Linked DNA regions of Mus musculus: region 1 is linked to region 2. Evidence: chromatin contacts called from ENCODE POLR2A ChIA-PET data. All regions are on one chromosome and are shown on one strand. The core of a region is the stretch at or near the end of the contact, and the rest is flanking DNA. Distances in the headings are between cores, read along the strand shown. Region 1 has its middle 23 kb from the start of Tfeb. Region 2 holds the start of Frs3 (fibroblast growth factor receptor substrate 3).

Region 1 (3,231 bases), core at 728-3,227, 68 kb before region 2:
AAGATGGTAATGAAGAAGAAGATGTTGAGAAGCTGAGGCACTGAGAAGTCTCTGTCCAATGTTTGAATTTTTTTTTTATTTCATGAGTGTGTCTTTTCCATGCATGCATGCATGAATGTATGTATGTATGTGTACCACGTGCATGCCCAGAGCCTGCAGGGATCAGAAGAGAGTGTTGGGTCCCCTAGAACTGGAAAGACAGATAGCTGCGAGCCACCATGTGTCGGGAATCAAACCTGGGTCCTCTGTAAGAGCAACATGTGTTCAGAACAGCTGACCCGAACTTCTAGTCCCCTGCCCCGGTTTCTGATTAGTGTGTGAGCTTTCCAAGGCCTTTCCTGGTGCTTCTCTTCCTCGGCACCACCCACAATCCTTCCAGTACCCAATGCTACCCTCTGGGTCACGCCTGCCATGCTCATGCATTGAGAGCTTGTTTTATCCACTGCTGTGTCATGAGGGGAGGACACAATGGCAGGGTGTTGGGAAAGGTATAAACGGAGCAGTACGTCCGAGCAGCACGGGGGGAGACTCCGGGACAGACACCACCCTGGGCGTCTCCTTCTAGTTCCTACCATCTCCACCTGTCCCCATGCGCCAATCCTGGCATCTCAGTCTCACAGGCACCTTTAAGGAATTCCCTGTCCCTTTGCTGAGGTACTGAAGGAAGATGCCGGGCCTCATGCCCAGGATGGGCAAGGCAGCTAGGAAGATGGGCCTGGGGACTGGGGCTCCTGGACTAGGTACAACTAAGGAGGTGAAAACAGGGACCCCACAGGGGACATGTCTGGGGACTCTCCCTTTGGCCTTCAGCTTGAGTGTAAGGCAGGGTGGGACCCTTCTTGCTGGGAGCCAGGTGGCTCATGGCAGGTTCCTTTGCTACAGAGGCCCCCTTCAGGCTAGAAACCTGAGGAGCTACAGAGACTCAAGCCAAACTCTCAGAATAGAAGCATCCAGAGGCAGGATGTCCTGTTTGCCAGTGGAACTAGGCCTGGGAAGGGGGCTCAGGCCCAGCCTATAGAGCTCGAGAGAGAGATTCTAAGCCCAGTCTTGGCCACAGCTCACCTCTGTACAACTTTCCCTTATTGGTAGGGTATATACAATACAGCTGGCATAGGGAAACTGAGGCAGAGCCTGCTTTCTAGCCTTGGAGGCTTGCTGCCCCCACCAACCATACCACCCTTGATTACTATTCCCTTTGCTTTACAGAGCACATGGGGGCTCTATGTCCTCACGTATCTGGTTCCCTTCAGATCCCAGACGAAGCTGTTTCTCGGGAAGAAGTTTGCCTTGCTTTTTCCAAGCTTGGCTGTGAAGAGCTGGGGGGTCCAGCCTGAACTCGGGGACCAGCAGTCAAGCAACTCCGCACCCCTGGCCCCACCACAGAAGTCTCTCCTAATCACCAGCGCCCCTGCCCCCTCACCAGAGCTTGAGGGCTCAGGCCCTTGTGGGAGCCAGTGCTGGTGTTGATAGTGCTGGTGCCAGGCCCATGACGCAGGCCTGAGGCCCAGGCACACAATGGGGCTGTGTGTACACCCAGCATCACCCTGGAGCAAAGCTAGGCAGGCCAGCATCTGGGCTCCGGCCAAGAATTCATTTCCCCGAAGAGAGCCTCCCACCCCTCCTGGGCAGCAGGCTGGAGAAAAGGCTACAGGGATAGGCAAGTACTCCCTAGCCTTGGTCCAGGGAGGAGAAGGCAAACAGGCCACTAGGAAGAGGGACTCCTGAATCTCCGCTAGTTGCCTGCTCTCTTGTGAGGGATTTTGCATGACAGAGACAGTGTATCCTGGGATTGTAGTCCCAGTGACGGAGAGGGCAGAGGGACAAGAGAGTGGCCTGGCCCCACATGTGGGACTTTTCTGCTCCCTCCACAGCCTGCCCAGTGTGGGCTTCACTTGCACAGGTTTTTTGAGGCACCCCGGACCTCTGGCCATATAGCCTGTACTGGGCATCCTCCCTGGGGGAATGAGTCACCAGCTGGCTGTAGCCAGCATGCCAAGCAGGCCGTGGGCAGGTTCAGCTGCCTGCTCCTCTCCCTGGCAGGTCTCAAGGCAGAAAATCACTCAGACGGTATCAGGTGTTGACCACAGTGTCCCAGACTGGACTTCGTCCGGCCACTTCCTCTGGGGCAGGGATCGCCAGTGCCTGCACTCTGGGCCTCCATGCCTCCTTTGGCTGCAGGCTGAAGCTCCACAGATAGGGGCATTAAACTGCAGGAAAAGGCAGCCATGTCCCCCAGGAACAAGCAGGGTTCGAGCAGGGAGTGAGAGTGAAGCTCCCGTGGGCATGGGGAAGGGAGGAAGCCAACGTGGTACCTCAGGCTTCGGCCCTTTGCTGAGATCACTTTCCGTTCTCCTGAGCTGGGAAGGCACCTGGTGACAGGAGCTTGCTGCCCTTGCTCCCTCTGAGGCTCCACAACAGATTACACAAATGTGCAGCCCACACTCCCCAAAGGTCACAAATAAAAGTCACAGTGACAACCTTTGCCCCTGAGACACAGATAGATGACAGGTCGCTCATTTTCCGAAGGGCAAAGGCCTCCATTTTCCTAGCCAAGCAAGAGTAGTCACGGGCATCCTGTCAGCCTCACACAGTAGAACATGCATAATCCATGTGTGTGTGAGTGGATGTGTGTGGATGGATGTGTGTGTATATAGGTATGTGTGTATATAGGTGTGTGTGTGTGTGTGTATGTGTGTATATGGATCTGTGTGTGTGTGTGTATAGGTGTGTGTGTGTGTGTGTGTTCAGATGTATAGAGGTGTATGTATGGATAGATGTGTATGTGTGCATTTGTGTGGATGTATGTGTACAGATGTGTGTGTGGATGTGTACATGTGTATATATGTGTATATAGGTGTGCATGTGTTTGTGTGTGAGTGTGTACATAGGTGCATATTTGTATGTGGATGTGTCTATGTGTGTGTGTTTGTGTGTAGAATTGTGTTTGTGTGTGTGTAGAACTGTGTATTTGTGTGTGTGTAGGGCTGTGTGTGTTTGTATGCAGATGTGTGTGTTTGTGTGTGTAGGGGTATGTGTGTTTGTGTATATAGGGGATATGTGTTTGTATGTAAGTGTGTGTGTGTATGTATGTATAGGTATATGGGTGTTTGTTTGTGTGTGGATGTGTGTATAGGTGTGTGTGTGCATGTGGATTTGCACAATGCCTGTCTTCACCATGACATGACTCCTGTGCCCTGAGGACAGAGCCTGAGGCCGTGGGGCCTGGTGGAG
Region 2 (3,256 bases), core at 33-2,532:
ATGGGAGTTCTAGTTGAGGTAGTTTCTAGACGTAGATACAGGGCTGGAGAGATGGCTCTGCACTTAAGAGCACTGGCTGCTCTTCCAGAGGTCCTGAGTTCAATTCCCAGCAACCACATGGTGGCTCACAACCATCTGTAATGGGCATTCAATGCCGTCTTCTGGTGTGTCTGAAGACAGCGACAGTATACCCAAATACATGAAATAAATAAATAAATCTTAAAAAAAAAAGAAGTAGCTATAAAGCATTTCACATTTGAATGCTGGACAGACTTTCTGACCCTAGTGTCAGAAAGGTCCAACTATAATAAGAGGCAAAATTTCAGATTAGCTGAGACCTAGGTAGATGAATCCACAAAACAGGACTCTGAAGAAAACCCTTGAAATCCCACCTTCCTGTTCCAGGAAAACAGTACTTCCCAGGGTCCCCCGAGTCCTGCATCCTTCCACACCTCTTAGGTGTGGAAAAAGAAGCCCACTCTTGGTTTGGCTTATTCTTTGGAAGGAGGAAGCAGGCTGAAGGAAATGTGCGCAGGCTAAAGGTAGACACTGGAAAAAACATGGGGGTTTAAACTATCAACAGGGAGTTGGGAAGGGGTGTGAAGTCAAGAGCTACTGGATGCAAGATGGGAGAGGGATTGCATCTTTCCGACACCCCTCTTTTTCTTTGCGATATCAAACACATTATCAGATGACCCATCGAAAGGGGATTATACTGGGTGGGATGGGGAGGCTGTCTGAAGTAGGTAGGGTTGGGTACAGGCACTAGATGGAGGTATGAGATCTGAAAATGTATACGAAGCCTTGGGAGAAGATGGGCTGCAAAAAGCATGCAAAGGCTGAGGAATTTCAGGGTTGCAGAAGCCTTTGGGCCATTGAGCAGAGAACGATGTGACTGTGGGCGGTTCAGAGGGTTGGGAGCGTAAGTGAGGGGGTTCTGCGGGATCCCGAAGACCCGAAGGTGTAACTAGGGGGAGAAGAGGGTGGGGTCTGGGGAGCGAAAAGCAGAACTGGTAACCGGAGGTTTTCTAGATACCCAGACGGAACGCGGAGGTCGCGGCCGCGCTCCCAGCCTGGATCCCCGCCCCCCCAGCTCCCGGGTCCGCCGCTAGCCCGCCCGCTTGGAGCTTTCTAGGGTAGAAGCCGAGACTGCGGTGCGGCACGACCCGGCCTCGGTAGAGCCGCCTGGTCCCCGCCCCGACGCGCCCCGACTCACATCGCCCCGCGGCCCAGGCGGCGCCGGGCCCCGCTCCCGGGTCCCGCTGCAGCAGCCGCCGCCGCCCGCCCGCAGCTAAGGCCTCCCAGCCCCGCCCCGCCCCGCGCCCGCGGGGTCGGAGGTCGCTGGCTGCACCAACGAGACGCTGCGGGCGGACCGACCCGAGCCGGGGCAACCGGCACGCAGCCTAGAAGGTCCCTTTGGAGGACTTTGCTGCAGTCGGGGACAGAGAGCATGCGCAGACGCCAGAGGGCGCTCGGGGCCCGCGACTAGGACTCCTGAGGGGCGTGGCCTGTCTGGAGAAGGGGGCGCGGCGGGGCGGGACGGGGACAGAGGTAGGGGCAATCTCTCAAGCAGAAGAGAGTCACCATAGCAAAGCGGATCAGAGAAGACTGGTCAAGACTCGGAATCCAGGAGGGGAAGTGGCGAGGGATCTCTGGGGACAAAGGGGAGGGCAGTAAAGGCCCAGAGGGGGCGGGGCTTAAGCCGGGGGGCGGGCCGGGCCGGGAGAGTCCGGACAGTTCGCAGCTTGGCGTCCGTGCATCGCGTAGCCAAGTCCACCGGTGCCTGTGCCCTTCTTGCCCTGAGACCCACAAGCGCTTTCCTCGGTCTGAAGCACCCGCCTTGTCAGGGCCACTTGGGGGCGCGGCCGACGGCAGATCTCTCCTGTGCTGCGCTGGTGCTTAGCCACGCAGAGACCCTTTCGGATTCTTGATTCCCACTCCTAAACCAGCAGCTAGACAGGGACCCCAAGCGAACTCGGTAAGCACGTATTGAGCCTCCCTCCGCCTCGCAGATGGACCGGCCAAGTTCTAGGAAAATTTGGGGGCTATACCTAGAGGCCACTTGGTGAAAGCGCACACCCCCCCCCCACACTCCTTTTCCACTGGGTGTCAGGAACACTTTCCCATGTCTACTGCTCTCTAGTGCCTCTCAGGCTCATTCTTCCAAGGACCGGTGTTGTTTGGGGAAGGTCGACCCCTGGAACCTAGTTGCATCTGGGAGAGGGCGGTGGGAAGCCAGTGTTCGGCCTGCTCTTACCTGAGAGGAGAGAGGAAGGGAACTATGGAAGGAAACCAGAATGTTAGTAAGATGGGGTCTAATGGTAGCGGGAGGTGAATTAGGTTGTCCTTGGGTGGGGGACAGCAAGGGTGTTGGGTAGAGGTCTGTTTTCTGATAGTTATTTCTGTGTTGGACAGTTCCACGCAAACTAGAACTGATCCTGAAGAGGGTACAAGTCCTCTTCTAGGGCCCCAGAACCTATCCCCCCTACACACACACACACACACACACACACCCTGACTTGTTGCATGGAGCTGAACCGGTGCTAAGGGGTGTGGCTGTTCCTAGCCCTGAGTGTGGACAGTCCATTCTGGCCACCTTCCACAGGAAACCTGACCTGAGGGACAGAACGGGAAGGAAGCAGGTGGGTGGGAAGCGGGGGAATAGGGAAGGGTGGTACTGGGTATAGGAAGGGGGACTGAGGGAGCGCTTGGAGTTGGGTGGTACTCAGATGGTTATAAACCGAGCCTGCTGCCCATCCCCAAAGCTCAGTGATTTACTGGCCGTCCTCCTGAGCCCAGCTGCTGTCAGACTCCATCCTAGTTCTAGAATAATCTCAGACACTGAATAAACATACAAGTTTGCTGTGGCTATCCCCACCGGACACAACCCAGTCCTTCACCTAGAATTCCCGTCCAGGACCCCAGTTCTTCTCCCTGGCTACTCTGTTTCTTATTATTCACTGGTCCCAGCCTGCAGACCTCACTGAGGGCAGGGCTCATCTTTTCTCCACTTTAGCTAGTTCCACTCAAGGACGCTGTGATCCCATCTGGACTGTGGCTAAACCGGTGCACTGGGCCTGTTCATTAATTGCTGCTGCAAAGCTGGCTGTGGTGGTGCCTGCCTTGGATCTCAGCACTTTGGAGGTGGAGGCAGGAGGATCAGGGGTTCAAGGCCAGCCTTGGCTCTGAAACCCTGTCTCAAAAAAAAAAAAAAAAAAAAGGCTCAGTGGTTAAGAGCAGTGAGTGCTCTCTGAGT

What was found. ChIA-PET counts read pairs that join two places held with the same protein, here RNA polymerase II (POLR2A).
Region 1: POLR2A ChIA-PET joins it to region 2 with 14 read pairs in Patski. The contact joins the enhancer-like site here to the promoter of Frs3 in region 2. POLR2A ChIA-PET finds 5 or more read pairs at or near these places in 2 of 5 experiments (Patski and embryonic stem cell).

What each region holds. Positions count from the first base shown.
Region 1 is chr17:47,761,456-47,764,686 of GRCm38, reverse strand. It overlaps a transcript of Tfeb not described here. Among named protein-coding and RNA genes, the nearest start is that of Tfeb, 23 kb to the left of the region's middle. Within about 2 kb of position 1,977, at least 2 of the 3 ENCODE cell types and tissues checked have a DNase peak (open chromatin) inside an H3K27ac peak, as active enhancers do.
Region 2 is chr17:47,693,233-47,696,488 of GRCm38, reverse strand. Frs3 (fibroblast growth factor receptor substrate 3) reads right to left here and starts at 1,282. Exons shown (of 7, transcript NM_144939.2): 1 at 1,217-1,282. Prickle4 (prickle planar cell polarity protein 4) reads left to right here and starts at 1,753. Exons shown (of 7, transcript NM_001290337.1): 1 at 1,753-1,978.